Linked DNA regions of Mus musculus: region 1 is linked to region 2. The links are chromatin loops, found by intact Hi-C in ENCODE. Cell type or tissue: heart. All regions are shown on one strand. Each heading gives the region's core, and the rest is flanking DNA. Links, peaks and the distances in the headings are about the cores only.

Region 1 (8,928 bases), core at 2,479-7,478, 270 kb before region 2:
GAGCAGCGGCAACCGAGCCGTTTATTTTCCAAAGCCTTATGGTGAAAACGGAAAACATGGCGAGTGCTCGGCTAACCTCTCACACCCTTCTGGCTTTCATTTTTTTATTTATCTTTTTTAAAAAAGTTAATAGTGATGGAAGGGAACCGCTCACAGCTGGATTTCAGATGTTCAAGTCATTCAGCTGTCCCAACAACCTCTACAGAGCCGCTTTCTGTCTTTCAGCCTGTGTCAGACATGGCACAAAGGGCAGAGAATGCCCTTTCCTGGATACACAAGAGAAATCTGACTCAAGCAATGAGGGGTTAGCTTATCCAGCCTTGGCCTCCAGAGCTGTCTGTCCAGGAGTAAGTCTGGCCAGCCTCAACCCCCACTGTCTGTCCAGTAGTTAGTCTGTCCAGCCTCAGCCTCCAGGACTCTGTCTGTCCTTGAGTTAGTCTGTCCAGCCACAGCCTCTAGGACTCTGTCTGTCCAGGCAGCACCTTGGCACGTCCCGGCTGCTGATCTGCAGCTCTCATTAACTCCACAGCTGTCACACTGAACATGAATTTGAGAAGGTCGTCATGCCACGTGAGGGATGTGACAGTGGGGCTAGAGCTCACAGACCTTTCTCAACTACACTTTTCCTTGCGCACCTACTATGTGCTACATCCAAACAGAGTGATGACTCTGACTATGCAAGGTCTTAATGGACTGAAAGGATGCTGGAGGTTTTCAATCCACGGACCACCCCAGTCGGGTACGGGGGGTCCCTGGAATGAGGGTCCTTGAAGCTAGGTGGGTAAGGATTTGGTGGTGACAAACAGAAACAAACACAGAGGCAGTTTGAATCTGTGTATTCTGCAGCTCTCAAGCAGGGGGTTTTATACATTAAAAAAACCAAACATTACATCTCTTAGAAACTATATCCAGTGAGACAATCACAGATACCAACAAAAATCATTTGGCACAGTAAAGCACAAAAATTATCCAAGCATTACAACTTTGAAACTATGTATTCAGTGAATCACAAACAGAACAGGTAACATCATTATAAATCATCAAAATATAACAATTCTAAAAGGATGTATTCAGTGGGGACTGTCGTCCAAGGCTAGTGGCATATTTCCAGGAGCAGGTTAATAAATCTTTAACAGTCAGTGCTCTTAACCACTGAACTAACTCTCCAGCCCCATGGTCAATTATTATTTAACATCTAGTGCCCGATTTTCTTATAAATCAACTATTTTAATTCTTTCTAATTAAGGCTTTCTTTACCATATACCAAAATCCACCTCCGATGACACACGTGTAGCCATATGAAATTTTATTGTTGGGAAAGGTTTTTTGTTTTTGTTTTTGCTTTTTCGAGACAGGGTTTCTCTGTATAGCCCTGGCTGTCCTGGAACTCACTTTGTAGACCAGGCTGGCCTCGAACTCAGAAATCTGCCTGCCTCTGCCTCCTGAGTGCTGGGATTGAAGGTGTGTGCCATCACGCCTGGCTGTTGGGAAAGTTTTTATCTATTGTAATAGCTTTGTAAATGATTTTGAAAGTAAAGTGTTGGTTTCCCTGGGGATAAGGTAATGTTAGTGACCCCATCTCTAGGGATGGTTTCTTACCCACTATTCTCGCTTAAGATCTTAGCCTAGGCTACCAGGAACATGTAAATAAGAGAAGGAATAAGAGAAAATAAAACAGAGATATTGCCATGAGAACTATGGCTCAATATTTTTTTCTCCAGAGAAGAGTTCCACAGCCGGTTTCAGGAAGCCTCCCTTTTTTGAGGTCAATCGCCTCAGTCTGTGTAACTTGTCGCACAGATTCTACTGGAGGCGGTGTGGCAGATCCAGTTAAACACCTCGTCTGCTTTCAAGGAAATGTGTAGCAGGGTGAATCTGTGGTCTCAAATGTGGAAGCCCCTTCTGAGGGCACCCCACTGAGAATGGTGCTTGGCAGATTTTGATCCTGACACCAGAACCACTCAGTGTGTGGCCGCAGCTTCTTAGCCCTTATTTTACGTACGACAGTAACTACATCGATGCTCTGTTGTCCTAGCCCTCTACAGGTTAGACACTGCAAGATGGAGGCGAAGGAAAGAAGGAAGAGAAATGGCCAGTGGTGTAGAGACACATGGGTGGCTTCTCAGCAGGCCATGCAAACTGAATACCACCGTTACTGGGCCTGAGAAGGGACTTCCCGTTGTGGTCAGGGCCGGCTTCGCCGTCTCTGAAGAGGGCTTGCTGCTGCCCTCTCCGTGTTCCCTGTAGATGGTTCTGCTTTCTCCTCTGTTTTACCCGTGGTGGTTGCTGTGGTGTGACCAGGGAGTCTCTCTTCCCTTCTTTCTTCTCATTCCGTCTCCGCTTCTGAGAGACCACAGAGCTGACACACCACTTCTGATGATGTGCACAACAGGCTAACCATGGCGAAAAGTTTCTTCCCGAGATCTGGAATTAGCTGCCATTTAGCCATTGTCCAGCCTTGAGCAACGTTTCTCTGTGAGTATAAAAATGCTTGCAATTCAGACATTGATCACTCCATGCAATATATCGTCACGGTGTTGTCATAATTGCCACCAGCACCATCATTTTGAGACATGTCCCATGTAGCCTGGAATGGCCTGCAGGTATCTATGTAGCCAAACTGGCCTTAAACTTCGGATCCTCCTGACTCACCTACTGAGTGCTGGGATTGCAGCAGTGTGCCACCCGCCACTCTTGGTCTGTGTGGAGCTGGGGATTGAAGGCAAGGTTCACACTTGCCAGGCAAACACTTAATGCACAGAGCCTCATCTCGGGGCTTATGCAACGTTATTATTTTTGTCCTCTGGCACCTGACTTGTGGTTCACATGTAATATCTTAACTTCTCCTTCCTCAAAGAGTCAAGTCATCCTGGAGCCTTGTTCAAGCTGGTCTTTTCCTGTCTCTACAAAGGTCTCCAGCACTTCCCCATTGTGAGCAGTCTCTCTGAGAGAGCTTTGTCCCAGAATAACTTAGCTATTGTCTCTGATGTGTCTACACTCTAAATTTATGAAGTCCCTGTTTTATGTGTGTAGAATGAATATATATGTATATGTATGTATGTGTGCGCGTATATATACACACACATATATACATACATACATATATAAAGACACACACACACACACACACACACACACACACACACACACCCCTCAGGGTTTCTATTGCTGTAATAAAACCATGAAGAACAGCAACCTGGGGAGACAGGGTTTGTTTTAGCTTTCAGTTCCACATTACAGTCCATTCCTAAGCAAAGTCAAGACAGGATCTCACACAAGGCAGGAGCTGGTGTGGAGGCCATGGTGGGTGCTGCTTACTGGCTTGCTCCTTGTAGCTTGTTCAGCCTGCTTTCTTATATGTTATAGGATGACTGGTCTGGCGTGGCACTGCCCCTGAACCACTCACATCTATCATCAACCAAGAAGATGCACCACAGGCTTGCCTCCAGGTCAATCTGGTGGGGACCTTTTCTCAGTTGAGGTTTCCTCCTACAAAATTACTCTCAAGCTGATATAAAATTAGCCCCCCCCCCCTATATGTTTACACTAAAGCATATGTTCAATGGGATAGTTCAGCCAGGCAAACCTTCCCTCCTTAAGTCCCCTGGGTCACACTGTTTCATCGCTGCAATAGAAACTGTATCCATGACACCCACCTGTGCTGGAATTGTGGCTGTCTTGCTCTTACACAGGTCCTGTAACAGGCACCTGCAGCTGCTACGAGTTCATGAGTCTGACAGCCGTGCCAGGGCTAGATGACAGCATTTCACAGTTCTTCTCCTCCACCTCCAGCTCTTGCGGTCTTTCTAGCTTCTCTTTTGAGATGTTCCCCGAACCCTGGTGTGTGTAGGGGGTGTGGGTCTAAGGATCTCATTTAAGGCTAAACACCCAGTTGATTATTCTCAGTACTTGGAGCCATCCTGCATTTCTCCATTGACTGCTGCTGCAAAAAGAAGTTTCTCTGACCAAGGTGGAGAGCATTATCGAGTGTATGGCTATAAACATAAATATTCAGAAGGTGATCTTACAATATGAACATTTAGTAAAATAACAATACTAGGCTCCACTCTATGACCTCTCTAGCCCTGGACCTCTGGCCAGCATTACAGTAACAGACATGGGATTCCATTCTGTGAAACAGGCCTTAAGTGCACTCAGGGAGTAGTTGGCTCCCACATTAGAGGCTTGCTGTTATCGCAGCAGTGAGCACGTCTTGCTTGGCAGGTTGCTACAGCAGCATGCTGGGTCCAGCACCATGCTTTCTTCATATGTGCGTGCATGCATGCGTGCGTGTGCATGTGTATGTGTGTGTTATTTACGTTCCAGAATTATGTAAAATGGAATGGAGGAATCAAAGAACAGAAGCCCCCATTTCTTTCCCAGGTTACCTAAGTGTGTGTGGTCATGAATGTGAAACAGACCTCCTAAGCCCCTCCAACACGGACAAGAGATGCTTGCTGCCTTCTTTCCTCACTGATGAGCGGGAAACGATGTCATTTCCCCCACGGAGCCCATGTGCTTCCTTTCCTAACCAACCAGGTCTATGAGTTTGGGGTATCATTGAAGGGGGAGTTATATGTGTTCTCTGTGCAGAAGGAGTCATCCCTCCATTTCAGCGGCACCTAGTTACAAACCCTTACATCATACAGCATTAGCCAGTGACTCAGGGTGTGGCTGCTGAGCATGGCTGGCAAAGATAAGGCTGTTTTCAGTGCGTAGATCTTACTTCAGAGCAAAGCCCTGGCCGTTTTGGCTGCTCCTGTCCTGTCTGTGGAGGAGGGACATCTATCTACAGGAGGCGTGTGCAAGCTTGAGTCAGCTCTACTCAGTCTGGGCCTGTGTGCCAGGTTTCTATTATTGTAAAGCGTGGAAAGTCACTCCCAAGGAATGCTGTAATATTTTAATAAAACAATTTTGTGTAGCTTTGGACTGGTTCTGTGGCCATAATTAACAGCGCCAGCAGAAGTAACTTGGTGAGGGAATGTTTATTTGGTTTATAGGATACACCCCATCATCGGGGGTTCCCAAGGCAGATGCTCGAGGCAGGGATGAAGCTGGGGTCAGGAACATGGCATAAGCCATGGTGGAGCTTACTGGCTTGCTCAGTCTGCTTTCTTACACAACCCAGGACCACCAGCCCAGGGGTGGTCAGCTATCACTCACTTGACCCTCCCATATCAGTTATCGATTAAAGTTTTAGAAATGTTCCTATAGACTTGTCTGCAGACCAGTATGATGCAAACAATTCCTCAGTTGGGGTTCCCTCTTCTCAATGGTTGTCTTGTGTCATGTAGACAAAAGCTACTGCGATGTTAGATTTTTCCATGGGCAGATGTTATGACCTCTATAGCCAGAAGGTGGCGCCATTTCTCAAGGAAAAGGGTGGAAGCCAGAAAACCTGCCGGGAGGATGTTGACTTGTTGTGTCTGCAACAGGTGATGGTGGAGCGGAGCGAGACACAGAGATTAAAAGGCACAAATGAAACACCCTTGCACAAAGTCATACGACAGGTTCCCAGCAGAGGCAAAGCTAGACATAGGAGTCCTGGTGCATACATTTTCTGCACACATAAAATTTCCCTACCGTGACAGTTTATTCTGATCCTAAATTCTCTCTCTCTCTCTCTCTCTCTCTCTCTCTCTCTCTCTCTCTCTCTCTCTCTGTCTCTGTCTGTCTCTCTGTCGATCTCTCTCTCTCTCTCACACACACACACACCAACCAAACAACTTGGAAACAGAGTGGATCATCTGACACACTGGTGATATTTCAAAATAATTAAGTTGTTGAACTTCTTGCCTCTAAGTCTCAATTACAAGCCAGGTTCAAGCCACACTTATTAGAATTTTAATATATTTGTGATTAAATGGGTAATCTATATATTTTCACACATTTGAACGAGGGAAAAGTCACCACTATGGATGGTATGAAACACTATATTGTTGTCCTTAAAGTGTAGGTCAAGTCAAAATAGTTAAAATCTCTGTGTAACTACTCACACATAAGGTAGCATACGGGCTTTGGAAGGGGCCCCCAGGTAGCAGGCCTGGTGATAGAAATGGCCCTAAGGCCCTGAGACCTCTGCTATTCACACAGTGAACCCCACTAGGAACTGACAGTACAACTGTATAGACATGAGCAGAATCTGAGCTCCACCTCTTTTATGGGGTATTTACTCCGACGTACTTGTTAGGTTTTGGTCAGCTTGACACCAGCTGGAGTCAACTGGGAAGAGGGCACCTCAGACAACACCTCTGCCACATGGACCTATGAATGAGTCTGTGGGGTATTTTCTTAACTAGTGATCAATGTGGGAGGGCACAGCTCATTGTGGGTGCTGTAGCCCTATGCAGGCGGTCCTGGGTTCTATAGGAAAGCAGGCTAAGAAAGCGACAGGAAGCAAGCCAGCAAGCAGCACCCTCCACGGCCTCTGCATCAGCTCCCGCTCCAGATCCCTGCCTCCAGTTCCGGCCCTAGCTCCCCTCAGCGACTCTGGCTTTAACTCACTGCATGTTACTGAGGTCACCGCAAACGCCGTCCCCCCCCCCCCCCCCCGCAATGGCACACTACAAACACCAGTGGTACCTAAAGCAAGAGGTGACTGCAAACAAGGTGCCCCAATGGGAGGCTGTTTCAGCTGGCTTTAGGGATCCAGTGTCCTCTTTGACATCTGGGGACCTCCTTCTGTGGCACTGGTGGCAGTGGAGGTCACCAGCCTGTTGTCCCTGCAGCAAAAGTGTGACCCATTTTTTTTTCTTTAGGGTAAGAAAATAACTTCTGCAGAAAAAAAATACGAGTCAACACTGTGTTCATAGCGTCAGACAGTTCTTCTCTGGCCTGGGGTGTGCCTCACAGCTGTAATCCCAGCACTCGAGTCGCCTTGTCAAAGGGACACCCTGACTTCCATGCTAACCTAGGCTATGCAGTGAGCTCCAGGGCAGCCTGATTTACAGAGAGATCTTGCCAAAACCACAAAACTAATCAACAACAACAACAACAACAGCATCCTACCACACCCCTAAGCAAACAACACACACACAAACCACCACACCCCCATTTTAGTTTTGAAACTGTTTATTTTTCATTATTTAAAAATTTTTTTCTCTTTATCAAAGAATAATTGGCAAAAATTACATATCCTGCAGGTATAGCAATGTGCACGTGCACATAGCAAATCCATCCAATTCACAAAGACATCACCCCACGAGTTACCATTTTATCTTTTATGTGAAAATTTTTTTGGGGGGATGGGGTTTTCTTGAGATACACTTTCTCAGCAAGCTTCAAGACAGAACACACTCTTTTTACCTGGAGTCGCTGTGCTGTTAACAAGTCTCAAGATGAAACAGTTTCAAATACATCCATCCTAAAACATCCCGGCCACCGACAACTTTATTCCCAGGCAACTAGCCACGCACTTTATCTTTGTTTCTTGGGACTAATTTTCTGTAAAAAGCAAGACAGACTTTTGGAGGGCACATTAGGTCACTACATAAATTCAGTCAAAGCTCAGACAGAGGCTTTGGGGCTGCCTTTCTGCTCTGCTCTGGTTCAATAGAAGTACGTTTGCTCAACTTGTGGGGTCAACATTTTAAAGACTATTTTGAAAATCTGGGCAATAAAACAAATGACAGTGTATGTTGTACTTGCATTTCTTAGTCCTACATATGCTCTTGTTCATTAGTTATGATTCATATTTATCTTACAGATGCACTGCCTTAGAAACCCCAGACTACATATGCTCTTGTTCATTAGTTATGATTCATATTTATCTTACAGATGCACTGCCTTAGAAACCCCAGACAATAATAAAGTAAATTGCTTAGCTTTGGGCAGTGTCAGTACCTTAGCCAATGAGGTTTATCCGAGGTGCGATTATTGCTAATTGAAAACTTTTCCCAGTAAGGTAAAATGCTCAACAACGATACTAGTAAGGAATCATATTAATAATTCCTCCTTTCAAAGTACTAACTAGCAAGAAACCAAAGCAGCTGTATTGAGTATCTCCATAAGAGATGTGAAGAAGAACTTGAAAGAGCTGGGCAGGAAAGTGAATTCTTTAAGCATAAAATATAAAGGTGAATGCTAATGGGGACATTATGTTTTGTTTGCTTACTGAGTTTCCCCTTTAAGATACAAGGGGGATTATGTGTGTGATTTACATGTGAGGGATAGAAGAAGCCTGCCATTTTTTTTTTTAAGCAGCTGTATTTAAAAAAAAATCTGGTTGCAATTCTTGTAACCAAACCTAACTGTGCACTCCACTGCAGATTTTTGGCATGGAGATAAGCCAGAGAAAATAAAAGTTGGAGGCTGCAAAACACAGGGCTGGTTACTGTCCACCTTACAGCTTTTCTTTTTCTTATACATCTTTAAAAACAGACCACTTTTTTTTTTGGGTGGGGGGGGGAGGGAGGTTGGTTTGGGTTTTAAAATTATCATGAGGGAGGGGGAACCAGAGTGGAGAGGAAGAGAACAGAGCTTTCGAAAGGACCTGGCCTTGACGCCAAAGCCCCTCACAAAGAACTTCGGGGAGCGCAGGAAACAGAATTGAAAATTTGTCTCAAGCAGTTTTTAATCATGCCAGGGAATCAACCGGGATTCCTTGGAAGCTTCATCAGCAGAAATGCACATTTGTGTGTGTGTGTGTGTGCGTGCGTGCGTGCGTGCGTGCGTGCGTGCGTGCGTGCATGCGTGCGTGTGTGTGTGTGTGTGTGTGTGTGTGTGTGTGCGCGCGCGCGCGTGACTTTAAAACACCCTTCCTAGAGACTTAAGCCTGGGTGGGGTTAGCATTTCTCTTTCAGCTGTGACTGATCTCAGCACACGTTTGGAACTTTTGTCTCCAACACGTGTGAACTTTGAGGCCTACATTAGCACTCTTCCCTCTCTGGTTTGAGTGCAAATGAAAGCAGTCAAGCTTGAAACCACCTC
Region 2 (8,928 bases), core at 1,490-6,489:
CATCGGGCTCTGCCAGGTTCGCTCAGATCATTTGGCATGGAGCCCTTTCTACCCATCTGCCAAGAGGGGACTTGGCTTTCCGGTCCAGCTCTAGAGCTGTGAAGGCGCTGAAGAACATGCAATAGGTAAACGAGGTGATAATTTGCCTCGCTGCTAGACCCATCTCCCCTACTCCTGACAGATCTTTGATCGGGTATGCACGTGCCTAAATACCTTCCTGTCTGACTACCTGTCCTTCTGTTAGCCAGTCAAGCCTTTTCTCTTACATAAGCTCTGGCTGCCTGCAGTTATGGCTCAACCGCAAAATCATGGGGACAGGGATGGGACGTAGCTACTCACTCACTCTTAAACCAAGTCTAACCGCATCCCCAGGGCCCTCCAGGAGTTAGTGCCAAGCCCTTTGGCCTTCAGTTTTTGTCCCTGAGGCTTAGGTTCAGGACTGGGACTGCTGGGGTTTGCCTGGTGGGTACTGGGGAGCACCAGACCCCAGATCCATCTCCTGGGGCAGTGGCCCCTCCTTGCTGTGAACTAAAACCAGTTGCTTCTCTAGGATTTCCTAACTGGTACAGCTAAGGCACAGAGAGGAAATGGGAAAATTCGAAGCGACCACAAGCATGCAGCAGACGGAGGGACTTCTCGTTCCTTCTGAGTAACTGCAGCTCTCACAGAGCTGGAGTGGAAATGGCTTTTCAGAGGGATGTGCCTGGAACTGCCCACACCATAGCCTCTCCTAGAACACGGCCATCATTTCCCCCACAGTCTTCGTGCTCCTGACCACCCATCCTTGTTTATTTAACTTCTTAATTATTAGCTTCACCTTCTGTACCCATCCGTCCCAATTACAAAGTCCTCTTATTTATGTGAATTGATGGGGACCCTCCTGAGGACCCCAAATGTCATTTTCTGTTAAAAATCTGGTGAGGAAAAAAATTACAAAATATTCATGCAATTAATTATCTTTTGGTTGATAAAAATCACGTTTTAACATATAGCGATGGGCTAGAGAGATGGTTCAGAGGTTAAGAGCACTGGCTGCTCTTCCAGAGGTCCTAAGTTCAATTCTCAGCAACCACATGGTGGCTCACAACCATCTGTAATGGGATCTGATGCCCTCTTCTGGTATGTCTGAAGACAACAACAGTATGTTTGTGTGTGTGTGTGTGTGTGTGTGTGTGTGTGTGTGTGTAACCAATCCTTTTTAAAAAGCTATGTCGCACGACCCCACATAGTTCAATTTTTAAAAAGCATTACTCCCAAATCAGACCATTTCTGGGTTGTGACGTCCTCTTCGGTAGTGACATTGCACGTGGTTGTGTTTGGATGTTGTTTACTGCTGTGTAGTTTCTGAGATGAGGACTCACTACATCGTACACATGGACCTCAAGCTCATGCCCCCCCCCCCCGCCTCTGCCTGTCAAGGGGCTGGGTTTGTAGGCATGCAGCACTGTGCCCAGACTGACTTCTTAGATTATTATTTAACACACTCCCTTGTTCTGGCCAGAGGTTGATGTCAGAACGTCTTCCCTTATTTGCATCTCCACATCATCTTTTGAAAGAGGTCTTTTCACTGAACCCAAAGCAGTGTGCTGACTTGAGACCCAGCAGGGCCCTCCCGCCTCTGCCCCTCAGTACTGGCTCCGGCTGTTATGCCAGCTTTTAGGTGGGTGCTGGGAGTCTGAATTCAAGTCCTCCTTCCTACACAGTAACCAATTCATCCACAGAGGCATCTCTCCAGCCCCCATGTTCTCTTGGCTTTATTTCTTCATATTTTCCAAATTCTGTGAGAACAAATGAGTTCATAGTAGGGGGAAGTGTTTGATTGATAGGATGACAACAGAAAAACTAATATCTGTGGGGCTTTTTTTTTTTTCTCTCTGTGGTGCTGGGGATCTCGAACCTCAGGTCTTGTGAATGCTAAACAGGGTTTTATCATGGAGCCACACCTCCAAGGCATTTCCTATGTGCTTGGCATTGTAGCAGACACATAGGAGATGTGAGCTCCCTATGGCTATGAGGTAGGGGTTTATTACTGTACTTCTGCTGTACAGATAAAAGAAGCATGCTCTTGGGCAGCTGAGGCAGGAGGATCAGGAATTTGAAGCCAGCCTGGGCTACACAGGCAGACTTTGTGATATAAAGCAAGCAAAAGAACCAAGTTCGAGATACAGAGAAACCCTGTCTCCAAAAAAAAAAAAACAAAAAAACAAAAAAACAAAAAAAAACAAAACCAAGTTCAATGTTAGAGACAGAAATCAAACCAGGCAGTTTCACTCCAGGGCTTACTGATTTGAATACAGTTATTGATGAAGCAGAAATGTTCCTGATAACTAACTAATAATTATGACTAATTTTTCATACTGAGAAAAAAATAGTGCTAAAATGTTAGTTAGTAGTTGTATCTGGGACATGGAATTGGAAGTTATATTTTTCATACTTTTCCAATAACCGTAGATTATCAGAGTAATAAATGAAAATAATGAAACAGACAACAATGTTATGGATTAATTCAGAAAACTAACAACCACATGAAACAGTTTCACTTTTTTTTTTGGTTTTTTGAGACAGGGTTTCTCTGTGTAGCCCTGGCTGTCCTGGAACTCACTTTGTAGACCAGGCTGGCCTCGAACTCAGAAATCTGCCTGCTTCTGCCTCCCGAATGCTGGGGTTAAAGGTGTTTGCCAACACGCCCAGCCTAACATTTTCACTTCTAAATGCCATTTTTGTTGTGATAGGATGATTATACATTGGCTGGCTGTGGTGGCAGGCGCCTGTAGTTCCAACACTTGGAAGCAGAGGTGGGCAGATCTCTAGGTTTCAGGCCAGCCTGGTGGTCTATATGGTGACAGCCAGTGTCACACAGTGAGACCACCTATGTATGTATGTGTGTATATGTATATGTATACACACACATACACAGCAAGATCCCAGCACTCTTCGGAAAGTAGTGCTGTCTCCATAGATTCTGAGTGATGAAGGTGGCCTTGCCAAAGGGATGCTGTGCAAAACTCGATTCTTCCTCTCCTCCATTTGTGTGTTTAAAGGAGAGGCTAGATGGCAGTAAGACCACTGAGAGGTGAACAGTGAGTCCTCACTAAATCTCTCTCAAACCTGCAACAACGATGCATGTCCATCACATTCCAGACTGTTCAAGGTGAATGCATGAAGAAAGAAGGAATGAAAGCACCACTTTCTTTCCTTCTTAGGAAGTTAGAAGGCACCTTCCCTCCGAAGGGCACCTGCTCCCAGGAACGTTCACTGAGTTACTCTCGTTTAAAATTTTATCCTCTACTTATGGCCACTCTCAGCTTCCCTAGTTGTATCTCAGTCACGAGGCTCGGGGACCAACACAGTTTCTCATTTGGCTTCTTGGGTGGAAGCATCTGTCAGGTGCCCTGCATCTCTTTCTAGAGAGCCTGCCTGCCATTTTGCCAGGGAGCCTGCACGGGCAGGTTTGGTTCGCAGAGAAATACTGCCATCTAGTGGGAGAAAGCAGCACTTCGACTACTTCTATTCTCGAGGCTGATATCTCTCTCTCTCTCTCTCTCTCTCTCTCTCTCTCTCTCTCTCTCTCTCTCTCTCTCTCTCTCTCTCTCGCTTGCTCTCTCTCTCGCGCTCTCTCTCTCTGAATTACATTTGGGCTTTTCTAGGAAAGGCATATCTTCTTTCTACTTCAAAGCTTTCATCTCAATGAACCTAAGAAATTGTAACTGGACTAATCTCCTATGAGAATTTTTTAAAACCTAAGCTAGGCAGAGAAGCCAGTCTCCTTTTGATTGCCTTAGGACCAAGATGTAGAACTCTTGGCTCCTCCAGCATCATGTCTGCCTGCACACTGCCAGGCTTCCTGCCATGATGATAATGGACTGAACCTCCAAACCTGTAAGCCAGCCTCAATTAAATGTTGTCCCTTATAAGAGTTGCCTTGGTCATGGTGTCTCTTCACAGCAATAAAACCCCAACTAAGACAGAAGTTGGTACCAGGGACTGGGGTATTGCGTGACAGGCCAACTGTTTATTGGAGGAAATGTGCATTTGGGGACTTTGGAAAGCAGTGGAATGCTTTAACTGGGCGTCTTCATTAGGGCTTCACTGTGAAAAGACACCATGGCCAAGGCAACTCTTAGGCAACATGTAATTGGGACTGGCTTACAGGTTCAGAGGGTCAATCCGTTATCATCAAGGCAGGAGCATGGCAGCGTCTAGGCAGGCATGGTGCAGGAGCTGAGAGTTCTACATCTTGTTCCAAAAGCAAACAGGAGAAGACTGGCTCTCACGTGGCTAGGAGAAGGGTCTCAAAGCTCACCCCCCAACACACACATACACACACACACACACACACACACACAATGACACACTTCCTTCAACAAGGCCACACCCACTCCAACAAGGCCACACCTCCTAATAGTGCCACTCCCTGGGCCAAGCATATTCATACCACCCATTCCACTCCCTAACCCCCATAGGCTTGTTAAAATACACGACTCTATGGGGCCATACCTAAACATTCCATAGTGCAAAGTACATTTAGTCCAACTTCAAAAGTCCCTACAGTCTATAGTGGTCTCAACAATGCTAAAAGTCCAAAGTTCAAATCTGTCCTGAGAGTCAATCACTTAACTGTAATCCCCTATAAAGTCAAAATCAAACGGCAAATCACATACCTCCAACATCATTCAGGATATACATTGCCATTCCAAAACATCATAGTGAGGAAATACTGGACCAATCAAGACCAAACAAAACAGCCTGGCAAACTCCAGTTCTGCCTCTCCCTGTCTGATGTCAAAGCGGCCTTCACATCTCCAACTTCTTTTTCATCTGTGTTGACTGCAGCACACTTCTTTCCCTTGGGCTGTTTCCACTCGCTGTTAGCAGCTTTCCTCAGCAGGTAGCCAGCTCATCAGGCTCTGGCATCTTGAACATCTTGGGGTCTCCGAGGCAACTTCAACTTTACAGCTTCTTGTTCCAGTGTCTGGGATCCACACATGATCTTCTGGGTTCCTCCAAAGGGCCTGCTTCACTTCTCCAGCCCTGCCCTCTGTAGCCTTCTAGGCTCTGGTTGACTCCACTCCATTGTCGCTGCTGTTCTTAGTGATCATCCCATGACACTAGCATTGCCAATATGCTGGGGTCTTCCACTGAAACTAGGCTTCACCAATAGGCTCTCTTCATGGTGCCAAGACTCAACTCCTTTGCATGACCCCTTCAGTCCTGGGCTGTCAACTGCAACTGAGGCTGCACCCTCACCAATGGCCTTCCATAGCCTCTTACAGTGCCGAGCCTCAGCTGCTCTGCGTGACCCCTTCATGCCTTCTAAACCAGCACCACCTGGGTGACTCTTACACATGACCAAGTCCAGCCGCAGCATGAGATACAACCTTGGCCATCTCTGGATCACAGTTTCTCTGTGCTCTCAGAACGCACTTCCCAGAAGACTTCACCTCAGTGGTTTCTTCTTAATCACCGACAATTTCTTAGGTCCAGCTAACCAGCATCAATTGTCCTGACTTTTGTATTTAATCTAAAGCCAGAGCTATGCAGCTGAAGCTGCCGAGTCCTGCTGCGTGCTAGGATGGGAGCATGTCCCCCTTGTTCTATTACACTGTCACTAGCTTTCTGTTTTCCAACTCCTTCACTGCCTTAGCTTGGCTGTCCTGGAACTTGGCCTTGACTTCAGAGATCTGCACTGCTTCGTGTCCTGATTAAAGGTGTGTACCACCAGGCCTGGATTTTAAGCTTTTTCTTCACCTAGGGCTTGCTCTGTTGCAGGGTGGCCTTGATCTCAGAGATCTGCTTGGCGTTGTCTCCTGAATGCTGGGATTAAAGGTGTGTACCACCTCGCCTGGGCCTAAGCTTCTGTTGTCTACTGTTCCTCAAGATCTGGATTCACAGGGATGCCCTCTATTCTTCTGAATTGTAGTTCATTCCAGATTAAAAATCCAAACTCTTCCTTGTTCAACTGCAAATACAAACAATAAGCTTAGCTGGGTGGGCTCTTGCTCTGAGATCACTGCTCCCTAACTCTCTTCTTCTCCTTGAACACAGCTCTACTTCCGTGTGCCCCATTATTATTACTTGAACAATACATTTTGTATTTTTTCTTTATAAGCTTGCTATGCTGGGTCAGAATGCTCTTTGTGAGACTAAACCATAGAACAAAGTCTCTTCTGGGCTTCTCTGAGACTTCCTTTGTCAATGCAATTAATATAAATCTCTTTACCTTAGCCTCAGGTAGACTCTTAAGACAAGGGCAAAAAGCAGCCATATTCTTCACCAAAATACCACAAAAACAGACTCTAGAATTTCAAACTGAAACTCTTCTCTTCTGAAACCTCTTGGGCCAGGTCTGTACAGTTCAAACCACCCTCAGAACCAGTGTCTTCCATATTCCTACTAGGATGGCTCGTTAAGCATACCTAAATCATAATTAGCTACAAAAAGATTAAAAATAAAATACAAAAAATCAAACTTTAAAACTGTGTTGGAAAATATAAAATCCATCTGTCAAACTTCACAGAATGGAAGGACACGGTGGCCGCACAACCTGGGTCCAACCTCGGCTACACAGCTGATTCGCTTCGTGAATTTGAACCAATTACTATCAGTTCTTTGGTTTCCAGTGCTAGAAATTAAAAATAATAATGGTAGGTGTCATGGCTAGTTTTCTATCAACTTGACACAAGCTAGAGCCATCTTAAAAGGAGGGAACTTCAATTGAGAAAAATGCCTCCATACGATCCAGCTGTAGGGCTTTATCTTAATGAAGGGGGAGGGCCCAGACCATTGTGGGCAGAGCCATCCCTGGGCTGGTGGTCCTGAGTTCTATAAAAAAGCAAGCTGAGCAAGCCAGTAAGCAACACCCCTTAATGGCCTCTGCAGCAGCTCCTGCCCCCAGGTTCCTGCTCTCTTTGAGTCCTGTCCTGACTTTCTTCAGTGATGGACAGCAATGTGAAAGTGTAAACTGAATAAACCCTTTCCTCCCCTGAAAGACCCCCGAAGGGAGACCCTCACTCAGACACTCAAGTCCCGGGACAGCCGCGTACCCAAGAAGACACTGAGACCATACATAAAATGTAGAAGGCAAGATTTAATAAAGTAGCAACATGAAAGCACACAGACCAGAGCTCTGGGGTCGAAATAAAGCAGCAACATGAAAGCACAGAGCTCTGGGGTCGAAACTCATACACCTAGTGGCACCTAGTGGTGTAGAGGAGAATCGACGACCAGCCAAAATTTTTCACAGGCTTATATAGTAAAACTCAAAGTGGGGAGAACTGGGCAGGGAAAGTACAAGTTTACATCACTATGGAGTTCTGCCAAAGGAATCTACGTAACTAAGGAGTCATGTCCTATCAAGGAATCTACGTAACTAAGGAGTCATGTCCTATCATTTGGCAATGTACCCGGTTCATTTTGAGGTTGTTCCAGGAGGCCTTTATCTCAAAAATGTTCTTGGAACAGTTTTTTCGAACTTTAGGGTGAGGAGTTTTGGGGTGAAAAGTTTAGGAGTGTTCCGAGAACAACCTCTAGATGGGAGGGGTCGGGGCTCTGGGGTGAAGAAGAGTTCAGTAAAAATTTTTATTCTTCACCCCAACTTGCTTTTTGGTTGTGGTGTTTCATCATAGTGATAAAAACCCTAAGACAACAAGTATTTGAGAGAAATTCACAAACAGCATACGTGAAGTGCTTAAATTCGTACCCGACTCTTAGCAAGTCCTGTGGGGTTCTGTCATTTCATCAGTAAGAGAAGCTGACCTGTGATAGTAAGTCTACCCTGGCTGCAGTGGGTGGGGATCCTTAGGGTGGTGGACATTGTCTAAAACGTTCAATAATTCTAGGAACCAAGGGGAGAAAATGATGTCCCACGTTAGAGGATGCAGAGAAGAAAAACATCAGAGAAAATATAACTGACAAGTTAAGGGTCCACATTCCCTTCTATCAGAACTCAAGCTGGGCACGTGGTGTGTGCCTTTACTCCGACACTCAGGATTCAGAGGCAGGGCAGGCAGATCTCTGTGTGTTTGAAGCCAGTTGAGATTACCTAGAGAGACCCTATCTCAAAAACAAAAGTAAAAATCACCCATCTGCAACTAATGGGTGATTTAGTTTAATCATTTTATCTATGTATGCATATTCTACTAACTCCTAAGTCTCCACCGACAGTGTATAGGACTGGGTTCTTGTCTCTGCTTTCATAAGCAGAGATGTACGTTGCTTTGTGGGTAGCCAGGAAATACCAGTTGATCAGGGAGAAGGCGGGGTCTCATGGTATACCCCTGGCGGACCTAGGACTCACTAAGTAGACCAGGGTGGCCTTGAACTCACTAAGATCTACATGCCTTTGCCTCGTGAGCCCACACACCAGGCCCACGCTTGCCTTTATACACAGGCACAGGGTATCAAACTCAGATTCTCCTGCGTGTATAACTCTCACCAGAGCTGCCTCCCTGCCTCCCGGCCTCCCGGCTCCTTGACTGGTCATTCGTCTTTCATGAGTTTTCATGGACGTTGTAGTTTTTGAAATTTCGTGCTTTAATTCCATAGTACTTTGTCTTCGTATTTTCCTGAGTGACAGCAGCTTGGGGTTGTTGCTCCTCTTCCATAGCAGATGACACTTCTGCGGAGGCATCTTCTTTTACAAGGAGGATGTGGTTTCCTCGGCAGTTTTGCCACCTGATGGCGCTCTTTCCTCAACAGGACATCAACTTCCTCTTGACTTTACCAGCCAGTTCCAAAAGGTTGCAGCAGCTCCTGCTTTTGCAACTGCCATTTCACATGTGGAAGGGTCAGGGTGTCTGGGTCCTGTGGATGCTGACCCTGGATCCCACCTCCAGTGAGTCACTGAACAACAGTGCTGAGCTCTTTCAGCCACCTAAAGCCTGGAGGCTTGCCTGTGTGTGGAAAATGACTACTAGTCGTAAAAACAAT

Evidence for each region. Peaks named below come from ENCODE experiments on the same cell type or tissue, not always from the same donor. Only the 100,000 strongest peaks of a DNase experiment are listed, where the experiment ranks them.
Region 1: a loop joins it to region 2, with 10 times the contacts of the local background. A loop is called at or near these places in 40 of 42 quality-filtered maps.

What each region holds. Positions count from the first base shown.
Region 1 is chr16:91,348,678-91,357,605 of GRCm38, reverse strand. It overlaps the pseudogene Gm24695. Among named protein-coding and RNA genes, the nearest start is that of Ifnar2, 20 kb to the left of the region's middle. In heart, for the core only: a CTCF peak has its summit at 5,333 (motif pointing right); DNase peaks (open chromatin) are centred at 2,756, 4,637, 5,234 and 5,354; H3K27ac peaks cover 1,707 bases; H3K27me3 peaks cover 3,116 bases.
Region 2 is chr16:91,076,195-91,085,122 of GRCm38, reverse strand. It overlaps a transcript of 4932438H23Rik not described here. Among named protein-coding and RNA genes, the nearest start is that of 4932438H23Rik, 12 kb to the right of the region's middle. In heart, for the core only: a CTCF peak has its summit at 3,472 (motif pointing left); no DNase peak of the experiment used is centred there; H3K27me3 peaks cover 445 bases.